Linked DNA regions of Homo sapiens: all the other regions are linked to region 2. The links are chromatin contacts, found by Hi-C or POLR2A ChIA-PET in ENCODE. All regions are on one chromosome and are shown on one strand. The core of a region is the stretch at or near the end of the contact, and the rest is flanking DNA. Distances in the headings are between cores, read along the strand shown.

Region 1 (4,097 bases), core at 5-2,504, 1.7 Mb after region 2:
ACCCCCAGGCGGTGCTTAATCACGTAGACCTTATTCTGCGTGCACTTTACCACAGTTCACCAACCACCGAGCGCTGAGAGCTGTTGAAGCACCTGGAGCAACACAAGACGGATGCGGAGACTGGAAACAGCTGGGGAAGGGGACAAGCTCCAGCCGCGCTGTGGGCCGGAGGCTAGCATCTGCGGGCAAATTCAGGTTCAACGGAAGGCAACATTTTTACCCCTCAGAATTGCTCTGGACGAGGAGGCAGCACCGGATGGGCGAGGGAGGGAGCCTCGCTTTGGCTGCGAGCCCCAACTCTTGCCAACCATCAATTGAGTATAAATTGAGATTTCTGTACAGGATGCCCCTCCCTCTCCACTTTCCTCCACCTGCGTCGGGGTGCGAGAGACCTGGTACATTTTAGAAATGTGCCTCCGCTGAGACACGTAGGCGGGCAATCTCGCAGGGACTTGCTGGGCGTGGTTACTTCCGCGGATCTTGGCGTTCCCACATCTTTGAAGTGCGGTGGGAATCGGCGGCGACTACGTTCACATTGTCCCAATACTTCGTTCCTGAGGGAGGAATAAACTAAAAGTTAATCATAACCTCCCTTCGACCGCGGCAGGACTCGAACCTGCAATCTTCTGATCCGAAGTCAGACGCCTTATCCATTAGGCCACGCGGCCCGTCGGTTGTTACCGTCTCTTGAGCAACTTATAAAAACGTCACCTCCGCCCACCAGCTAGCTCGGGACCAATCCACCTGCTCCTTGAGAAGGGGAGGTTGGCCTTTGGTTCGCGCGTTCCGCAGGGAGAGCCCACCCAGAAGTCCCCCTTCTCCCCCCGCGGGCGGACCGCTCCATTGGCGGCCCTCCTATTGGTCGCGCTGGGAGTCTCCCGCTTGCCTCTCGGGTAGCCGCGGGACCTAGCTGGGTGCAGACGGGAAGTTGCGGCTGCCAGCGAAGCGGACCGGCCGGGTGGAGGCCACACGCTACCCCGAGGCTGCGTAGGCCGCGCGAAGGGGGACGCCGTGCCGTGGGCCTGGGGTCGGGGGAGCAGCAGACCGGGAAGCACCGTGAGGACCGAGGTTTCCGGCGGGGTCGGCGGCGGGGAGGCCGGGTCGCTGAGCGACGGCGCGGCCCCTCCCTCTCCAGTCAGGGAGCGAGGCCCGGAGCAGGGCGGCGGCTAGTCCCAGGGCGCACCGCGGCGCCTCTGCCGGGCGCAGGCGGGCGGCGGGGCGCACGGGGGTGGCCGCCGACTCCTCCTGCAGGACGCTCTCGGCCGGGTGGGCCGTGGTCCGGGTGTGGGTGTGGGTCCCGGGGGACGGCGGCCCACCCTGCGGGTTCGAATCCGGGCGCTGGCACCTCTCGACGCTAGGCCCGCGCCGGTCGCGGTAATGGCAGCCACCATTTGCCGAGCGCTTGCCAAGAGCAGGGCCGCACGACATAGGCGCCCTGTGTCCCCCAGACAGCAGCCCGGTGTGACAGGCAGAATCCGTAATCCCATTTTACAGAATAGGATATCAGGGCCTAAGGAGCTTTGCCCAAGGTCACACAGCTCGAGAGAGCCAGAAGCGGGGTTCAAAACCGCGTCGCCCTACTCCAGATACTGCTCTCTTACTCGCTGCCCTCGGCTTCCCCACGTGGGTTCACTGACGAAGTTGCGTGGACCCCGGTTCCCCCAGGAGGGGTATTGACGTTTCCCAAGTTTTGAGGCTTAACGGAAAATGCAACTGAAGCGCCTGGCACAGTGTTGGGGACGCAGTAAATGCTCAAGGAATGATGATTATGGATACACCTATTACATATATGGTAAAATAACGCTTTATATCATCTGTCTCCTTTAGGATTTGGGGTGGAAGGCAGGCATGGTCAAACCCATTTCACTGACAGGAGAGCAGAGACAGGACGTGTCTCTCTCCACGTCTTCCAGCCAGTAAAAGAAGCCAAGCTGGAGCCCAAAGCCAGGTGTTCTGACTCCCAGCGTGGGGGTCCCTGCACCAACCATGAGCCGCCTGCTCTGGAGGAAGGTGGCCGGCGCCACCGTCGGGCCAGGGCCGGTTCCAGCTCCGGGGCGCTGGGTCTCCAGCTCCGTCCCCGCGTCCGACCCCAGCGACGGGCAGCGGCGGCGGCAGCAGCAGCAGCAGCAGCAGCAGCAGCAGCAACAGCAGCCTCAGCAGCCGCAAGTGCTATCCTCGGAGGGCGGGCAGCTGCGGCACAACCCATTGGACATCCAGATGCTCTCGAGAGGGCTGCACGAGCAAATCTTCGGGCAAGGAGGGGAGATGCCTGGCGAGGCCGCGGTGCGCCGCAGCGTCGAGCACCTGCAGAAGCACGGGCTCTGGGGGCAGCCAGCCGTGCCCTTGCCCGACGTGGAGCTGCGCCTGCCGCCCCTCTACGGGGACAACCTGGACCAGCACTTCCGCCTCCTGGCCCAGAAGCAGAGCCTGCCCTACCTGGAGGCGGCCAACTTGCTGTTGCAGGCCCAGCTGCCCCCGAAGCCCCCGGCTTGGGCCTGGGCGGAGGGCTGGACCCGGTACGGCCCCGAGGGGGAGGCCGTACCCGTGGCCATCCCCGAGGAGCGGGCCCTGGTGTTCGACGTGGAGGTCTGCTTGGCAGAGGGAACTTGCCCCACATTGGCGGTGGCCATATCCCCCTCGGCCTGGTAAGTAGGGGCAGGGTTGGGGACATAAGCAGGCATGGGGGCCCAGCTTAATAGTTTGTTTCAGTGAACATTTTCTGAGGTCCTGTTACGGGCTGGGTGCTCACGTAGGGAGCGCTGATGTGTTGAATTAGGACTAGACCCCTGTTTATGTGGGACTCACTTTCTGGTGGGAAGATCACAGGCAGTAAGCAAATACCCAAGTAAATGTCAGGCAGTAAAGGCCACGCAGAGAATCACAGTAGAGCGCTGTACATGAGACCTTCGGGAGGCCACTTAAGATCACGGTGATTTGGTGCCTTTACCCCCTCTCCTAATAGCGTCATGAGAAGTTAGTCTGAAAAGTCATTTGAACAGTGTTTCTATTTGGGGAGCTATTAATTATTTTGGGCGGTAGAAAGCTCCCTTTTGTGGGACTGTCCCAGGCAGTATAGGACATTTAGCATCCCCAGCCTTTCCCATAAACGCCAGACCAACACCCCCCCGCCCCCCTGCCCCCGCCGGCAACGTTTCCAGACGCCCCCTTGAGGTGGCATCTGGTTGACCACCCCTAGTTGAGAAACATTGCTTCCTTCCCCCAGCCTTCCAAGCAGGCATTTTGGTCCCAAACAAGTATATCCAATCTCTCTTTTCTTTTTAAATAACTTTCTAAGTGCTACCCAAGTTTCTTTTTCAAACAATGATGGCAGTACTGTTTCTCCCCTTTTTTTATTCTTCATTCCAGGATTAAAATACTATTTACAACCTTAATGCTTTCAGGCATGGCCAGCAAAAAAGTTGGCAGTTTCTTTATTCCTATTGGAAGCTACATCTTTGTAAAGAAAGCTGCGAAATGTTAAATATGCAGTTGAAAATGGTGAAAACATGGCTAAATAGATAAGGTAGGCATTAATGGCTGAAAAGAGCAAAACTAGATGATTCTGCATTGATTGAGTTCCAGTTACAATGAGAATCACACTACTTAGAATATGTAACTTGATGGTCAAAGTAAAGGGGAATATCGGCCATCATTTGAAAAGATAAAGTAGGCTTTGGTGGCTGAAAGAAAATTAGGAAACCAGTGACAAGAAAGATTTGTTTTTTGATCTGTCGGTCATTTTAGGCCAAATTACCTCAAGTCCCCTTTTCTTTTCTCTTTCTCCTTCTTTCTCTCTTTTTACCTCTCCTTTCCCTCCCTGTCCTTCCCTGCTCTGCCCTCATTCTCATTCCATTCTTGCCAGTGGTACTCGGGGCATTGCTTAGTTGACCTGATGGCAGAAGTCACTGTTAAGGCCTGGGCTCATGCTGGGACCTTCCTCCTGGGAGTCTGACTGGTGGGTGGGGGTGGGTGCCACATGGTGCCCTAATAGCGGTCCACTTTGAACCTGGGCATGCCCCTGCCCCTTAGCTGAGTAACATTAGGTACCTGACCAGCCCACAATTTACAATGGGAGGAGAAGCGGTAGTCAGCTATGA
Region 2 (4,085 bases), core at 535-3,034:
AGCTTTCTGAAAAGCTCTCCTGTTAATTTAATCAACAAAGAATGCAAGTAAATTTTAAAAGTAGTGCTACCATCTACTCTATTAGTGGTGTCAATGTTAATCACAGAGTGCAAGGAAATTGAAAAAGTGGTGCCTGTCGCCCACTGTGTTGGTGCTGTGAATGTTTGGCATGCTGCTGACAAGTTAAAAAGAACATGGAAGCCGGGCGCGTTGGCTCACGCCTGTAATCCCAACACTTTGGGAGGCCGAGGCAGGCGGATCACCTGAGGTCAGGAGTTCAAGACCAGCCTGGCCAACATGGCAAAACCCCGTCTCTATTAAAAATACAAAAAAAAAAAGTATCCAGGCATGGTGGTGCGTGCCTGTAGTCCCAGCTACTCGGGAAGCTGAGGCACAAGAATTGCTTGAACCCAGGTAGCGGAGGTTGCAGTGAGCTGAGATTGGGCCACTGCACTACAGCCTGGGTGACAGAGCGAGACTCCGTCTCAATTAAAAAAAGTAAAAAGAACATTGAAAGCACTAATGAAGTTTTTCTGAAAATAAGAAAAATATGGTTCTGAAGGTGAAGCAAACAAGCATCCTTTACCTTTAGGGAAAAGGCATATGAAGAGGATTCACTTAAGTTACAGTTGGCCAATAAACACGAAAAATGTGCAATTTCAATTATAATCAAGTGCCAAACAAGGAAATGCCAGTATTATTATTTTACCTACAAAATGAGCAAAGATGTTTAGAAGTACAATAGAATTCAGCCCTGCTGAGGGTAACAAAAGGAGGGTACTTTTCCGGTGAGGCTTTGTGCAGAAGGCAAATTAATAAAGGGAGCATTCAGTAATTACACCTCTAGGAATCAGCCGTACGAAAATGCAGGATGCATTTATAAATACATACATACACAAAGATTTATGTATGAAGATATTCAGCCCAGCCTTATCTTTTAAATTATCATCTAAATATCAATAGCAGAATGGGCGAGATATCTACACACCAGGATTCATGCCACCATGCCACCATGAATCACTGGGAAAAAACGGTGATATATAAGCATTTAGGGATGTAACATGTTCATCGAGGAAAGGAGGCTACAAAAGTAATGTCTATTTTGAGTTTTAAATTTTTCATGTAACGATTTAGAAACTCATCTAATTTGATAACGTGACTTAGGCAAATCATTCAAATCTTTTTGCGTTTCCTCTGCAATGGCGATTGTGGAGGTTAAATGGGATAACTGGCGTTGAAACGTTCCAGGCCCATGAGCAGGACTCAATGTTCCTTCCCTTCCCCTTTAGTGTATGGCTTCTTACATCTGGGGAAGAGTCCCACCAAAGATCGATTCCAAGCTTCGCTTCTTGGATGAGCGAGGGAAACTAGGCGCTAACTTACCTATTCACCCCCGCGCCCGTTCCCGGCAGCCGGGACTCAGGGAAGCCAGGTAGCCGCGGTGCTCTCAACTCCCTCCCCGCCCGCGCACTTCGAATCCAAACTGCGCGGGGCGAGGCGGGGCGGCGCTCCGATGAGGTAGCTGGCTTGGGAGAGGAGTCCCTTGAGGCTGCCGCCAAGCCAGGGAAGCGGGAGGCGCAGGCCACGCCCGGCCACTCACAGACAGTGACGTCATCCCCCGCCGCCACTCCGGCGCTTCCCAGGCCCTGCTCGCGAGTCCCCACCCCGATTGCGCACCCGCGACTTCAGCCCGAGGGGCGGGGATTTTCTTGGAGCGACGGGACGCGACGCCAATCGCGACGAGGCTTCGCCCCGTGGCGCGGTTTGAAATTTTGCGGGGCTCAACGGCTCGCGGAGCGGCTACGCGGAGTGACATCGCCGGTGTTTGCGGGTGGTTGTTGCTCTCGGGGCCGTGTGGAGTAGGTCTGGACCTGGACTCACGGCTGCTTGGAGCGTCCGCCATGAGGAGAAGGTGCGGGTTGCGGGGAAATCGAGGGGACGCGGGAGGGAGCGACGCTCGTTTCGGCTGCGGGGCCTGTTCAGGGGTGCGGGACCCGTGCGGGGTCCCGGGCCTAGATCGTCACGGCAGTCGGCGCCGAGGGAGGCCGGGGGCGCTGAGGGGCAGGGTCTGGAGGCGGCGAGCCAGTGCGAGGGCCGCGGCGGTGAGACCTGACGCGCTGTCCGCCGGCGGCCGCAGGTGCCCGCAGGCTCAGACGCCCGGGTGGGAGCCGAGCGCCGGTGCCCGGACGCGGCAGGGTAGTCGAGGCCCGGGGCCCGGGGCGGCCTCCACCCAGGCGGTCAGCGCTGGCGCTCGGACCCCACCCTCCCCGCCCGCAGCGTCTCAGGTGCCGCTGCTTGGCGCAGATGACTCGTTGTAAACCTTCTGTGGTCGTGGCTTTTCTTTAAAGCTGTTAAGTTTATTTATCGTTGTTTTTCTTTGTTTTATTCTTTTTTTTTATTTTTGTGGAAACGCGGTCTATGTTGGCCAGGCTGGTCTCGAACTCCTGGCTTCAAGTAATCCTGCCACCTCGGCCTCCCAAAGTGTTGGGATTACAGGCGTGAGCCACCGTGCCCGGCCCGTTGTTTTTCTTTATATCTGGCCAGCGGTGTTAACGTTTTGTTTGAATTGGAAAGATAGCTTTGTTTCTTTGCAAGTTAAGAAACGGATTATGGAATTCTTTTCCGGTCGTTTTAATAACTTCCTAGGCGGTGTTGGGGAGGGACTGTCCGACTTGAAATCGGGACCAGACGGTGACACTGCCACTTACCAACCTTGTGACTTCCAAATATTAACTTTATTTTCTAAAAGTTGTGGATGCAGTTTTCTGATGATACAGCGTTAAATAATGTGTAGTTTTTGGTGGAACTGATTGTTCTAAGGCTTTGTAAGATTCTTCATTTCATGATCACTAATTCTGATCAGTCTTTTTAAAATGCTTGCCCTCAGAATAATGAGAATTGAGTGCCAACATGGTAAAACCTTGTCTTAACTAAAAATACAAAAATTATCTGGCCCTGGTGGCGCGCCTGTACCCCCAGCTTTTCAGGAGGCTGAGGCAGGAGAATCGCTTCAGCCTAGGAGGCAGAGGTTGCATGAGCCGACATCTCGACACTGCACTCCAGCCTAGGCGACAGAGTGAGACTACGTCTCAAAAAAAAAAAAAAAAGTCCATTAACAGTTTATGAATTATGTAGGCATCTCCTCTATCAAGGGATTGAATGAAGCAGGAGAAAACTTACCCTTTAATGTTGGTTCCAGGCTAATGGATATAATTAACTTTTTTTTTTTTTTTTTTTTTTTTTTTTTTGAGACGGGGTCTCACTCTGTCGCCCAGGCTGGAGTGTAGTGGCGAGATTGCTCACTGCAGCTTTGACCTCTGAGGCTCAAACGAAACTCTGGCCAGAATTAATTATGGTTATCGATCCCCGAAACAGGTTGAACTGGAGATCAACAAAGCTCCTTCTCTGGAATGCTAAGAAAAAATAGGGCAGTGGATCAGTGAAGGCTGCCTGAAGGTAGAAAATAATTTAAGGACCACTGTGAGATACCTTCCAGTCCAGTGATTTATGTTCAAGACTGGAAAAACTGACTCATTTTACAACCTTTTTGTCCTTGAGTGGTAGTCTTTGTATGCACTCTTGATTTTTTTCAGTGAATCTAAAAAAAAAACTCAGACTTGCTGCTTTTAGGGGATTATCTGAAACAATTTAGCCAGGGAGTATTTAAGTGTATCATGATAATTGTTCATAATGATTGCTCTGAAGCATCTTAAGATCATACAACTTTTTTGAAATGTCACGTTATTCATTCAAAAAGACTTCTTGGGCCTGGCACAGTGGCTCACACCTGTAATCCCAGCACTTTGGGAGGCCAAGGTGGGAGGATGACTTGAGCCCAGGAGTTCAAGACCAGCCTGGGCAACATAGCAAGACCCTGTCTCTATTTAAAAAATAATAATTTATACTAAAAAAGAAAAGAAAAATACTTCTTGAATGTTTGTTATATACAAGGAACCATTGCAAGTGTTGGGGATATAGCAGTGAGCAAAAGTGACATCCCTGCCCTCACAGAGTTTATATTCTAATAGCAAAAGAGGAGTGTAATAAATAAGTTAGTCTTAAATGGTGGTAAGTGCTATGTAGAG
Region 3 (4,151 bases), core at 564-3,063, 1.8 Mb before region 2:
TTGTGACTTTGGACATGTAACTTAACCTCTCAGCGCTTCAGTTTGCTCCTTTGTAAAACAGATTTGTAAAAAGTGCTTGTTCCAGGCTGGGCTTGGTGGCTCACTCCTGTAATCCCAGCACTTTGGGAGGCTGAAGCAGTGGATCGCCTGAGTCCAGGAGTTCGAGACCAGCCTGGGCAACAAGGTGAAATGCCCTCTCTACTAAAATTACAAAAATTAGCTGGGTGTGGTAGCGTGTGCCTGTAATCCCAGCTACTCTGGGGGTGCTGAGGTGGGAGGATCGCTTGAGCCCAGGAGGTCGAGGCTTCAGTGAGCCCAGATGGTGCCATTGCACTCCAGCCTCGGCAACAGAGTGAGACCCAGTGTCAACAAATATATAAGTAAACAAATAAATAAATACATAAAGTACTTGCCTGTAGGCTTGTTGTGAGGTTGGATTGTGTCACGGTATATACCTTATTTGGAATATTGCTTGGCACAGTCATTGTTAGATAAATAAAAAAAATCAAAAGAGATGTAGAAATAGAAGTTTGATGAGAGTTCAGAGGAAAAAGATTTCTTTTTCTTTTTTTCCTGAGGCGGAGTCTTACTCTGATTCCCAGGCTGGAGTGCAGTGGCACGATCTTGGCTCACTGCAACCTCTGTCTCCTTGGTTCAAGCGATTCCAGAGGAGAAAGATGTTAATGTTTGTTTTGTACCTAGAACCTCATCGCTGGATGGGATTGTAAAGATCTGTGACTATTTTACACATTTGTTCTTTTTTTTTTTTTTTTGAGACAGAGTCTTGGTCTGTTGCCCATGCTGGAGTGCAGTGGTGTGATTTCGGCTCACTGCAACCTCTGCCTCCTGGGTTCAAGTGATTCTCCTGCCTCAGCCTCCTGAGTAGCTGGGATTACAGGTGCACGCCACCAAGCCTGGCTAATTTTTGTATTTTTAGTAGAGACGAGGTTTCACTCTGTTGGTCAGGCTGGTCTCGAACTCTGACCTCAGGTGATCTACCTGCCTCGGCCTCCCAAAGTGCTTGGATTACAGGTGTGAGCCACTGCACCTGGCCTCCCATTTATTCTTAGCAGTAACAGTTGGTCCCTGAAATTAGGAAACTGACTCTATTGTGATCTTCCAAGAGCTACATTGTCCAGCCCCTGGGCCTGTACATCCTTATGGAGTGAAGACTGACAGTTTTCCCTTAGGTCAGTGGAGCTACAGTGGCGTGTTGGAGTCAGCTGCTCAGAATGATGATGCACTTTTCTTTCCAACTTTGGTTTCAATGACATCATGTTGGTAGCTTGAAACTGGCCATAGCAGGGGTATTTACACCACAGGAATAGGTAAACACTACATATTAAGGCTTTTCCCCTTGGAGATGCCTTGTTAAATATTTACCAACACTCCACTGCCTGTTACAACACAGCAAAAGCCCCTCTGAGAGAAGGCCAGAGAATGTACCTAACTCCTCCCAGGTTGTCCAGTGTTTCATTGTCCCTGGACTGAAGAGTCCCTCAGTGGCCTTTGCTGAGATATTTCAACACCCTAGTCTCTTAAACTGTAAACAAAGGAGAGTCATGAGTTATTTCTGGGTGAGTCAGTCCAATATTGCACAAGCATTTCTGGGGGTAGTAGAGGGGAGGCAAGAGGGAAACTGGGTAGGCTGGGGAGCTATCTAACTGCCCAAGACACTTGAATCCTAAACAAACGGGAACTAAATGAGAGGTGGGAGGGACATAGTCTTTTCTGACGGGAACTGTCTGTGACTCATTCTCTTTCAGGAGTCAGAAACTCCAAAACCTGTGGGAGTGGGGAGGGGCGAGCAGTGCGGTTTTTAGAGAGGTGTGGAGTTATTATAGGGACTCTTAAAATTCTTCTCCCTTGCTCAGTGTGGTGACTCATACCGGTAATCCCAGCACTTTGGAAGGCAGAGGCAGGAGGTTTGCTTGAGCCTAGAAGTTCAAGACCAGCCTGGGCAATGTAGCAAGACCCCAACTGTATAAAAAATAAAAATAATTAGCCAGACATAGTGGTGCATGCCTGTAGTCCCAGCTACTTGGGAAGCTTAAAAATCTACCTCCATTTAACCTGGTAGATTTGGGGATGTGTGTGGTGGGCTGAATAATGGTCTCCCAGTGATATCCCAATATGTGGAAACTGAATGTTACTTTATCTGGCAAAAACAACAAAAACCAAAACACAGGCAGGGCAAGGTGGCTCACACCTGCAATCCCAGTGAGACTCTGTCTCAAAGAAAAAAAAAAACAAAAAAACAAAACCCCAACAACTAGGGCTTTGCAAATGTGCAGGTGTGTAAGTTAAAGATCTTACTTTTAAAACAATTTTATTTTAGGGTGTGGTGGCTCACACCTGTAATCCCAGCACTTTGAGAGGCCGAGGTGGGCAGATCACCTGAGGCTGGGAGTTCGAGACCAGCCTGACCAGCATGGAGAAACCTTGTCTCTACTAAAAATACAACAAAGTTAGCCGGGTGTGGTGGCTCATGCCTGTAATCCCAGCTACTTGGAAGGCTGAGGCAGGAGAATCACTAGAACCCAGGAGGCGGAGGTTGTGGTGAGCCAGGATCGTGCCATAGCACTCCAGCCTGGGCAGCAAGAGCGAAACTCCGTCTCAAAAAAAAAAAAATTATTTTATTTTATTTTATTTTGAGATGGAGTCTTGCTTTGTAGCCCAGGCTGAAGTGCAGTGACATGATCTCGGCTCACTACGCCCAGCTTAATTTAAGGATCTTGATGCCGGGCACGATGGCTCACGCCTGTAATCCCAGCACTTTGGGAGGCCGAGGCAGGTGGATCACTTGAAGTCAGGAGTTCAAGACCAGCCTGGCCAACATGGTGAAACCCCACCTCTACTAAAAATTCAAAAATTAGCCGGGCATGGTGGCACATGCCTGTGGTCCCAGCTACTTAGGAGGCTGAGGCAGGAGAATCACTTGAGCCCGGGAGGCGGAGGATGCAGTGAGCCAAGACTGCGCCACTGCACTCCAGCCTGGGAAACAGAGCGAGACTCCATCTCAAAAAAAAAAAAATATCTTGAGATGGGGAGATGATTTTGGATGATCAGGGTGGGCCTTAAGTGTTATCACATGTATCTTCCTAAGAGGGAGGCAGAGGAAGGCTTGTCTACACACACCAGAGAATTTCTGCCACAGAGACTGGAGTGAAGTATCATCCATGAAGCAAGGAACTCCAAGGACTGCCACCAACACCAGAAGAAAAAGCCATGGAACAGAGGGTCTCCTCTGGAGGCTTCAGAAAGAGCATGGCCCCAGCCGGGCATGTTGGCACATGCCTGTAATCCCAGCACTCTGGGAGGCCAAGGTGGGTGGATAATTTTGAGCTCAAGAGTTCAAGATCAGCATGGGCAACATAGCAAAACTACATCTCTACTAAAAATACAAAAAGATTAGTTGGGCTTGGTGGCACATGCCTGTGGTCCCAGCTATTCTGGAGGCTGAGGTGGGAGAATTGCTTGAGCCTGGGAGGAGGAGGTTCCAGTGAGCCGAGATTGCGCAACTGCACTCTAGCCTGGGTGACAAAGCCAGACCCTGTCTCAAAAAAAAAAAAAAAAAAAAAGAACAAAAAAGGAAATGAGAAAACCTAGACAGAAAAGATGGAATAGCTCATTCAACCTCACAGAGCTGGTATAGAGAAGCAGGATTTGAACACTGATCACTAAGTAGAGAGATGACTAGGTAACCCCAACTGATAGGATTAGTAAGGACATTTTCTGGAGAAGAGATCCTTATAAGGCATTCAGAAGAGCAAATGGAATTTCTAGGGGAAATGCTGGGAAGCCCATTCCAGGCAGTGAGCTACTGCATGAGAAACGGCAAAAACACGTCTGTGGGAGAAAGCTGAGTGCAGCAGGGTGTGGCCTGTTGTTTGGTGTGGCTGGAAGATAGGGGAGAAGGGCCAGAGACAAGGCAGAAAAGGACAGTAGGGGCCTGTGCCCCGAAAGCTGGGGCAGGGACTCCTCTCAACCAAGGTGCTCCAGGGTCCCCTTCAGCAGCCTGGAAGAAGGAGCCAGGGAACCTTGGAGGCCTGGCCACAGCAGTGCAGGGTGATGGTGCCATTGAGTAGGACCTGTGTCTTCCTGCATTTATCTCCCCAGCATTCCTGTGGCTTTCATGCCTTGGAGTTGGT

The links. Hi-C counts contacts between places; a loop is a spot of excess contacts on that map. ChIA-PET counts read pairs that join two places held with the same protein, here RNA polymerase II (POLR2A). Pooled maps may share reads with other maps.
Region 1: a map of CD8-positive, alpha-beta T cell shows a loop between it and region 2 (11-fold over the local background). The contact joins the promoter of POLG-DT here to the promoter of PRC1 in region 2. A Hi-C loop is called at or near these places in 2 of 168 maps with a recorded cell type or tissue (CD8-positive, alpha-beta T cell and gastrocnemius medialis), 5 of 37 single-sample maps with no recorded cell type and 10 of 50 pooled maps.
Region 3: a loop to region 2 is called in a pooled map, with 15 times the contacts of the local background. The contact joins the enhancer-like site here to the promoter of PRC1 in region 2. A Hi-C loop is called at or near these places in 5 of 37 single-sample maps with no recorded cell type and 11 of 50 pooled maps. POLR2A ChIA-PET finds 5 or more read pairs at or near these places in 1 of 52 experiments (HEK293).

Annotation. Positions count from the first base shown.
Region 1 is chr15:89,331,644-89,335,740 of GRCh38, reverse strand. POLG-DT (POLG divergent transcript) reads right to left here and starts at 1,254. Exons shown (of 2, transcript NR_186332.1): 1 at 887-1,254; 2 at 1-554. It overlaps POLG (DNA polymerase gamma, catalytic subunit), which reads left to right and starts at 917. Exons shown (of 23, transcript NM_002693.3): 1 at 917-1,068; 2 at 1,828-2,645. The coding sequence starts at 1,987. It overlaps POLGARF (POLG alternative reading frame), which reads left to right and starts at 1,932. Exons shown (of 2, transcript NM_001430120.1): 1 at 1,932-2,645. The coding sequence starts at 1,932. TRR-TCG1-1 (tRNA-Arg (anticodon TCG) 1-1) reads right to left here and starts at 668; the gene lies at 596-668. RefSeq lists enhancers at 99-168, 179-278, 1,148-1,649 and a silencer at 859-1,458.
Region 2 is chr15:90,992,234-90,996,318 of GRCh38, reverse strand. It overlaps PRC1 (protein regulator of cytokinesis 1), which reads left to right and starts at 1,784. Exons shown (of 15, transcript NM_003981.4): 1 at 1,784-1,912. The coding sequence starts at 1,902. LOC124903556 (a long non-coding RNA gene) reads right to left here and starts at 1,540. Exons shown (of 2, transcript XR_007064759.1): 1 at 1,384-1,540. RefSeq lists enhancers at 744-1,610, 1,611-2,478 and a silencer at 2,028-2,247.
Region 3 is chr15:92,801,558-92,805,708 of GRCh38, reverse strand. No RefSeq gene overlaps it. Among named protein-coding and RNA genes, the nearest start is that of CHASERR, 79 kb to the left of the region's middle. RefSeq lists enhancers at 1,218-1,267, 3,805-4,151. Within about 2 kb of position 1,813, at least 34 of the 41 ENCODE cell types and tissues checked have a DNase peak (open chromatin) inside an H3K27ac peak, as active enhancers do.